2 separate regions of the Homo sapiens genome follow, and region 2 is linked to region 1. A link is an interaction called in ENCODE POLR2A ChIA-PET data of the cell type or tissue named here. Cell type or tissue: MCF 10A. All regions are shown on one strand. Links, peaks and the distances in the headings refer to the core of each region. The heading gives the core; the rest is flanking DNA. Region 1 overlaps CAMSAP2 (calmodulin regulated spectrin associated protein family member 2). Region 2 overlaps CACNA1S (calcium voltage-gated channel subunit alpha1 S).

The links. Peaks named below come from ENCODE experiments on the same cell type or tissue, not always from the same donor. Only the 100,000 strongest peaks of a DNase experiment are listed, where the experiment ranks them.
Region 2: POLR2A ChIA-PET joins it to region 1 with 5 read pairs; 2 of 35 experiments call an interaction of 5 or more read pairs at or near these places.

What each region holds. Positions count from the first base shown.
Region 1 is chr1:200,860,555-200,864,946 of GRCh38, forward strand. CAMSAP2 (calmodulin regulated spectrin associated protein family member 2) reads left to right here. Exons shown (of 17, transcript NM_203459.4): 17 at 1-150. It also overlaps the pseudogene RPL34P6. Among named protein-coding and RNA genes, the nearest start is that of GPR25, 10 kb to the right of the region's middle. In MCF 10A, for the core only: no CTCF peak of the experiment used is centred there; no DNase peak of the experiment used is centred there.
Region 2 is chr1:201,070,458-201,074,849 of GRCh38, forward strand. It overlaps CACNA1S (calcium voltage-gated channel subunit alpha1 S), which reads right to left. Exons shown (of 44, transcript NM_000069.3): 14 at 4,049-4,163; 15 at 3,092-3,185; 16 at 2,298-2,367. Among named protein-coding and RNA genes, the nearest start is that of CACNA1S, 40 kb to the right of the region's middle. In MCF 10A, for the core only: no CTCF peak of the experiment used is centred there; a DNase peak (open chromatin) is centred at 1,954.

The DNA of each region.
Region 1 (4,392 bases), core at 265-4,264:
GTGTATGGTGTGCTTACCTGTCCACTCTAGAGCATTGCTTACAGGTTTTTTGTTTTTTAAGATGCTGTGCTGTAAAATACTGTCATACTTGCTATTTCCTGGTACAGTGTAGTTTTTCCCCTTTCATTTGAATAAAAGCATGGCACCAAATGACTCCTTTTCTGTTTCTTGAATAAAATGTAGTTTTTGGTAAAATTATTTGAACTTGAGATAACTCATACAGTTTTTCTATCCCCTAACCTATGTTTAAATTTAATAACTTGAATATTCATAACAGGCAACTTGAAATAATTAGCCTTTTAAAAATACTAACTTAGGGCAATGTTAAAAAGTCGGTAACTTTCTATGCTTAGCACAGACGGTCTACATAGTATGATTTATAAATGTGCTTATCTTATGTTAATCTTGCTCATACTAATTCACTATCTTTTGGTGAATTGATAGTTATATTGTACCAGAACTAGTGCTCTATGTCTTTGAAACTGAATGGCCAGTGAACTCACTGATCTGGAGTAGCCATGAGAAGCTAGTTCTTGACCATTATTTTGTAAGTTTCACTTTGATTTTGCTGATTCTACTTACTCAGAACAGAGTAAAGAAAAAGGTGTTTTTTAAGAAAAAAGAGATCTGATAACAAAACTATAAAATAATCGTCATGCCTAATTATATACCTGAAGAAATATCTGGTTAGTAGACATAAATGTGGTTTTCTAGCTTGGGACCTTTTTGATAGGTTCTGTAACTTCAGAGCACAGCTATATTTCCACAATATTTCCAGTACTTTAATTTTCAGAAATAAAAATATTTAACCCGGCCGGGCGCGGTGGCTCACGCCTGTAATCCCAGCACTTTGGGAGGCCGAAGTGGGCGGATCACGAGGTCAGGGGATCGAGACCATCCTGGCTAACATGGTGAAACCCCGTCTCTACTAAAAATACAAAAAAAATTAGCCAGGCCTGGTAGCGGGCACCTGTAGTCACAGCTACTTGGGAGGCTGAGACAGGAGAATGGCATGAACCCGGGAGGCAGAGCTTGCAGTGAGCCGAGATTGCACCACTGCACTCCAGCCTGGGCGACAGAGCGAGACTCCGTCTCAAAAAAAAAAAAAAAAAAAACCCTAAGACCCAGGCAACATTAGAAAAATGTACACAATGCCAGGTATGGTGGTGGCTCATGCCTATAATCCCAGCACTTCGGGAGGCCAAGGCAGGCAGATCACTTGAGGTCAGGAGTTTTGAGACCAGCCTGGCCAACACGGCGAAACCCTGTCTCTACTAAAAAATAAAAATTAGCCAGGCATGGTGGCATACGCCTGTAATCCCAGGTACTCAGGAACATGAGGCAGAAAAATTGCTTGAACCCAGGAGGCGGAGGTTGCTGTGAGCCAAGATCGCACCTCTGCAGTCCAGCCTGGGTGACAGAGTGAGGCTGTGTCTCAAAAAAAAAAAAAAAAAAAAAAAAAGTGTACACAAACCCTAGAGCCCCCACACAATAAGAATGTGTTGCCTTATGACTGAAATTGATACTTCTTAACTAGGGCAGAGGAAAATATTCTGTAGTGAATAGGAACAAACACCTTTATTTCATGATCTGTCTACACAGAAAGATGATAATAAAATTCAGCAAAGGAAATGTAGCTGTAATGTTATGACCTAGGAATTGGCTATTGGAGAAACACATCTATAAAATGAGTGTGAAATTCTGTCGTCCCTTAGAAGTATATAGATGCTTAAGAAATAGGTATCTTCTCAAAAGAAACAAATGAGATATTAATGATTTTGCCTAATTTGATGGGGGTGGGGGAAGTACACAGATTGGTATGTCAGAGTTGCTCTTCAAATAAGGAGATCTAGAATCTAGTTTCAGTCACTTCCTTTTTGCCCCTGTGGGCATGTAGGTCTTCTAGCAACTCAAGGCCACATGCTTAGACAACACAGATTAGTTTTGTACATGTGTTTAAATCACTGTGGTGATATGTGTCACAACAACAGCTAAAATCAGATAACTTTATTCCATCTACAGTGGCTTATTTATGTCAGGAAAATAGGGGGCAATTATTTTCCATCAAAGAGGTGAAAAGCAAATTAAGAAATGTTTTAAGACCCACTAAGGTTTTTTTTTTTTTTTTTTTTTGGGGACACATTAAGCAAAGCCACCATGGTACCTTAGGCTACTAATGCATTTGATTCTTCTTAACCCCAACCTGTTGTTTTAGGTGATTGAACCTGTGATTCAGCCTTCAGTAGGTGTTAGAGGCATCCAACACAGGTGGCAAGTATCGTCTACAGCACCTCTACTTCACAGTTACATTCAGCTGCTGTGATTCCTGGCCGACCCTATTATTCATACTTCAGGGTTTGTGTGTTTATATAGAAAAGGAAATGTGGCTCTCAACCCGAGATCGCGCTGCTGCACTTCAACCTGGGTGACAGAGTGAGACTCAGTCTCAAAAAAAAAAAAAATTGCTTTATAATTTAAAAGATTCTTTGCTTTGCTTTCTCTTTTAACTTACTGCTGCCTGGGAGGAGGTGAGCATTTACGTCTCCATTCTACAGATGAGGAAGATGAGGCTTTAAAAGGTTAGTAGCTGTCCCAGGGACTCAAAGCTAGTAAGTGACAGCATTACAAGTGGCACCTAAGCCTTCTGGTTTCAAATCCCCTTACTGTGCCATATGGTACAGTTTCCCACTGCGTTGTACATGTTGTGGAATAAGAATAAGGCTCACAGCTGTTACTAGTTAATAACGTATTCACCATTGGTAGAAAACTCAGAACTTGTGGTTAAAGTGGATTTTGTTCTCTTGCCCAAGACTGTTAACCATCATCAACACAACAGCTAAAATCAGCCTGTTACGCTCACCTGCTGTTTAATATCTAGATTCATAAAGATGAGAGAATGGAAAAACTGCAAAAGTGGTGAAAACAAATTCTGATAATAGGTTAATCAGAATTATCTAGGAAACAGTTATTAGATGAAAGGGGCTAGGTAGGTCACAAAGGTAAGTTCTCTTCCATCAAGGAACTCTTGAAGTGGATGCCATTAGACCTTTACAAACAACGGATATACCGTGTGCTGTATTAGAGGTATGGAACCGAAAGTAAAGGACAGATGCGCCCTTGTCTTGTCAACAGTAAGAGCCTCTTGTCCATCAAGAGAATTCATGTACTTTATAGGGTACTAACTCTACTAAAACTAACTCTATAAAGAACTTAAGACTGCTCTTCCTGGGGAACTTGTCTACAGGCACTCAGAATGGTCCAGCATTTGACATACTGTCATAGGCTTTCCTACAATACAGCCTCTAACAAAACTACGCGAACCCCTGGTAATAGAATTGTTTACCTTTATACCAAGAAGGTTGGGAAAGCATCAAAATCTGCGTGTGGCGTGTGCCCAGGCAGACTTTGAAGGGTTTGTGCTGTAAGACCTAAAGTTCTTATGAGGTTGTCCAAAACAAAGAAACATGTCAGCAGGGCCTATGTTGGTTCCATGTGTGCTAAATGTGTTTGTGACAGGATCAAGCGTGCTTTCCTTATCAAGGAGCAGAAAATTGTTGTGAAAGTGTTGAAGGCACAAGCAGAGTCAGAAAGCTAAATAAAAAATGAAGCTTTTTTGAGTAATAAAAATGAAAAGACTTGCTGTATGGAAAAAAAAAAAGACTATCTTACGTTGTCAGCCAACAGGATACCACATTAATTCTTTAAATACTGAATTTTGCCGGGCGCGGTGGCTCACGCCTGTAATCCCAGCACTTTGGGAGGCTGAGGCGGGCAGATCACGAGGTCAGGAGATCGAGACCATCCTGGTTAACACGGTGAAACCCCGTCTCTACTAAAAATACAAAACTTTAGCCGGGTGTGGTGGCGGGCTCCTGTAGTCCTAGCTACTCAGGAGGCTGAGGCAGAAGAATGGCGTCAACCCAGGAGGCGGAGCTTGCAGCTAGCTGAGATCGCTCTGCTGCACTCCAGCCTGGGCAACAGAGCGAGACTCCATCTCTAAAAAAATAAATAAATAGTGAATTTTGAATTGCAGAGACATCAGTTCTGTTGATAGGGCCTTGAGGTCCTCATTTATGATGAGAACAAAACTAACTAAACTGCATCCTCTTTCTTAGCCAGAGGCTAAGTACAGATATTTTTGTATACATTACGAAATGAGTTTGTACTTGGATTCTTTATCCTTATAGTCTCAACACAATCGGTATTCAATAAATATTCGTCAAATGAATACATGAAGGGAGGACTATGCAGTCCTGGCCCAAAATTCAAAATCAAATTCAAAACATGTTCTGATTTCTTCTAGGTCACCCTTCATTTCTTACTATAGATATTTTTGCCCCCAAAATACAAACCCAAAGTTGGCTTTTCTGCTCTGACTCCCCCTGGTTCATG
Region 2 (4,392 bases), core at 321-4,320, 210 kb after region 1:
ATGGCTTCTGTGCTCAGAGCCCTCCTAGGAGCCCCTGCAGCCAGTAAGCAAGGGACCACCAGGCTGACTTGGGACCCTAGGGCTTTGGCAGAGTCCAGCCCGGGCATCTCCTTCTCTTCACAGTGAGCAGATTTGAGCGTCAAGGGTAGGTAAGGGAAGCCCACAACCTTCCAGAAGTGGGGCAAGGAGCAAGCCCAAGTAACTTTGTGGCTGCATGTTGTGTCTCAAGGCTCGATCCACACAGCCTCAAATATCCATAGGCTGGGGGATGGAGTGGGAAACGCTGCTTCAGAAGAAGAGACCTGGGTCCTAGTCCCAGGTCTGCGTCTAACTTGCTGTGCAGTGCTGGGAAGGTCTGTGCCCTTCCTTAGCGTCAGTTTCCAATTTGTGAAACCGACAAGGGGCAGGAGGGTTGTTGAAATAAAAGGACCCTGTGATCCTCTCCTGGGCTAGGATTTTAAAAATAGTAACTTCACAGAGAAGCTTCTTCCAGCATGGAAAAAAGCAATCAGAATTTCTTGAGCTTCACCCAGTCCCCAGGATGCAGGCAGGGGATAGGGGATGAAGAGACGGACATTCCAAGCACATTCACTGAGTCTCATGACCTCAAGAGGAAGCTGAGTACCCGAAATCCTCAGCTCCCAGGGTGGGAGAATCCCGTGATCAGACGGTGGGGGCACTATTCAAAGCTGGGGTTTCTCTTGGTTCCCTCCCCTGACAGCTACCTCCTCCCTAACCCTCCTGGCCCCTGGCAGAGGCCTTGAGGGAAGCCAAGAGCTACTGGATTCTACTGTCTCCATCATGGCCACCTGTAGGGGTTCTCAAATCCACCAAGTCACATTCCAATTTTTCTGTTCCCCCGAGAAGCTAGAACTCTTATTCCTTGGAATGAGTGTCCTAACGTGACACTTTCTGTCTTGCCCAGCCTGCCACAGACCCCAGAGACACATTTCACGCTTAATCGCAGAGACCATTAATTCTTCGAGTTAGCATATTTGCATCTTTCCCCCGCCTTCTTACTTCCTCCACCTATGCCCAGTTTGTTAATTTCATTGCACATATCTTTTGCTGTAAGCCATTTCAAACTATTTTTAGAAAGAAGCAGGATATAAACACATTCAGTCCCCTTGGTAAGACTCTCTTCCTGCTGTCCAGCCCACACCCCCTCTACCCCTCCTCTCCTTACTTCTTTCCAGCCCCTTCCTTGTCCCTGACCTCAGATTTCCTGTCAGCCACCATCTCACCTGCACACAAGTCACTGCCATCTAAGAGGTGATAACTGTTAGATGAAACAACTCAAAATGAGTTATTCTAAAACACAAATATTCATTGCTGGTAGATATTTGAAGAAATTTCATTATTCTTATTTGTACCAGCTCCATTCTCCCCATACTTCACTTTGCAAAATTCTTTCATGCATTCATTCATTCAATTTATTGAGTGCCTCCTCTGAGCCAAACACTGTGCTGTGTGGAACACAAAAGTCCCCCTGGAGCTTAGAGTCACTGGGGCAAACAGATGCTAATCAGCTGATTCCATAAGTAGACATACAAGTAGCTGATCAGCTGATGGGACAAGTAGATCTAAAATTGCCCCACTGACCCGGTGATCCGAAGGACCCAGGACCCAGAGAGTTCTTGGGCCCCAGGGCTCTGTCAGGTGGCCTGGTAAGATTAATTCAGCCTGGTTCTGCTTGTCCTCTTCTTGGTCCAGATAAATGGGATTTCTGCAGCAGTCACTGGCTATTTGCATTTATGAGATGTTTGTGGTTTATCCACGGTTGTTTCTTATCCATGCTCCCCCTACCCCACCATTGTTTCCTCCTCTTGGACTTTCCCACATTGCCTGCCATGGTTCTATCCATCCCTGTATCCTTCCGGCCCCCAGCCCTACCAGACACTGGATAGTGAGTAATCTGCCTCATCACGACATATATGGGCGTGTCCTCATTTATGATCCATTCTGCATGACTGGCAGGGAAGACTTGTATACCCACGTGTCCCTGTGCTTCTTGAAAACTGAGTCCTTGGCAGTGAGGCACATAGCTGGCACTCAATAAATACTTGCTGAGTTACATGAAAGTAAAATGTATGGGTTTTTCTGTTGTGTGCATTGTTGAGAGAGACAAGCTGGCAGATGGCTTATTTGCACAGAAGGGATGTCTCCGGTGTTCTGATCTCCACATGGAGGGGTACAGGTAGGGACACACAAGAGACTGCCCATGGGGAGAATTCAGGACCGGCACACCCCTACTTCACCCCAGCACCCTGCTCCAGTCCAGTCTCCAGCATCCTCACCTGGGAAGTCGGCTGAGGGGTAGGGATCCTTCACCTCATTGACATTAGATTCAAACTCATCGATTTTCAGCTGTAGGAAGGAACACAATGACTATAACAATGAAAAAGAAGTTGCGGTTTCCCCTCAATGAGCATATACTGGAGAGCCTGTTAGCGTTCAGCTCACTTAATCATCCCTACAGCCTAAGGAACAGGGAATATTATGATCATCCCCATTTTACAAATGAGAGGCCAGGCCCAGCAAGGCCAGACAACTTGCAAAAGCTCCCACGGGGCAAGGCCTGAGCCCGCCCTAGCCTGTCTGACTCTATCTTCACATACCCACTGCTTGGTTCTCCAGAAGGGAGTTGAGCTTCCCCAGGCCAGGACCTCGAGCCTCTCTGGGCCCAGTTCCCTGACTTTTTGAACTCCACTTCCTCAGTTTTCAGGAATGGTGAGCAGAGTCAGATGGGAATGAGCAGGGCAGGGCTAGCAATGGTGGAAGCCGGTCTGGGCCTCTCAGTGGAACAGCGGGTGTCAGGGAGAGGAAATACCTCCTTGGTCTGGAGTGGGAAGCTGCTACGCTGGAGAAGTCTGGTTCCCAGATTGGGAGGTCTGCTGTGCCTCTCAGTGCAGGAGTCCCTGGAGATGGATTCGCTGGCTCTCCCTCCAGTCGTACGCAGGGAGATGCCCTCACCTGGCTGATAACTCTCCTACCTCCCCACCCTACCCCACCTGTACCCTGTGGTATGAAGGGAACCATGGATTGGAAGAGCCCCTAGACTGCCTCTAACATCCCCACCTGAGGTGCTCACCTTGGCAGTGGTGGGGATGCCCTCACCCTTGGGTTTCTGCTCCAGCTTCTTGGCCATCGTTGACTTCTCCTCTTCTGACTTGTCTGGGAGACCCCTGAGTTAGAAAACCCAAAGTGGAAGCCAAACCAGAAAGTTCTCAGGGATCTGCTGAACCTGACAACACCTTCAGGAGGATCCCACACCAAGGGCTCCAGGGGATCTGTAGGAGGAGTGGCATCAGCCCCCAAATGGGAAGGGCAGTGGGCTCAGGCAAGTCCCTTCTCTGTGGTGAGAGGGCCCGACACACAGCATGGGCCCATGGCTACCGGTGGCTCACTGGTCAGCCATGTTTAACGTTGGTTGATAGTGAATGGGTGGAGTGTGGCTTTGTACTGGGTTTATACGAGATTCATAGAGTGGAAGCATGGTTTGCCCAAGATGGCTCCAACTCTTTAGAAATGTCTGAACTCCATTGCTGGTCCCTCTTTTTCCATCTTGCCTCCACAGGAATGGGTGTCCCATTCCTGTAGGCATGGGCATTGGAAGAAGCAGAACTCTGTCTAGAACCTAGGTACTTGAAGCATAATCCTCCAACCAGCAGCATGGGCACCACCGGGGAGCCTGTTCGATGTAGAACTCCAACCCCGCCCAGAGGCATAGCGACTCAGTGACAGGGTTGGGAGGGGAATTCCCAGGATCCCTCCGCAGGGGAGCCCTGCCCAACTGGCCAGGCTCTGAGGCTCTGGCATTCTACATCCTGAGGCCTGTCTGTCCAGAAGGCCAACTTGTCTCTGTTCTTGCCCCCAGGGAAGGATCTCAGCCACCCCCATGTGCAGGTTACAGAAGTTTGCCCACTGAGGTGGGTGTCACCATGTCAGGGACCCTGATCATTGGGTTACAGGGAGGCCCTGTCCAGAGCTGGAAGGCCATGGCCACGACTGAGCACTCCAGGTCCCTTCCTGCTAAGGAAGCACTCACTTGGACATCTTCCTGCGTTTTTTCTCCTCAGCCTTGGCCTTCTGGGCAGAAGTCAGGCTCTCCGCCTCGGCCAGGTTGTCCACGGCAATGGCCAGGAAGACATTGAGCAGGATGTCTGAGCGGGTTTAGCTAAGGAGCCTTTGGTTGTAGGTGGAAGGGAGCCTGCAGGGCAGGAGTTCTGTCTGCCTGCATGTGGGCAGGACCTAACCCCACTCTCCCAGAGCTACCCATGGGAAGGTGTGGATCCAGGGACATAGTGGAAGGCCCTCAGGGAAGCCTGCCTGCTGAGAGTACCCAGGAAGGAGCCTGAATCCTGTGGCCTTGAATCCCATCCGTTTCCTGTC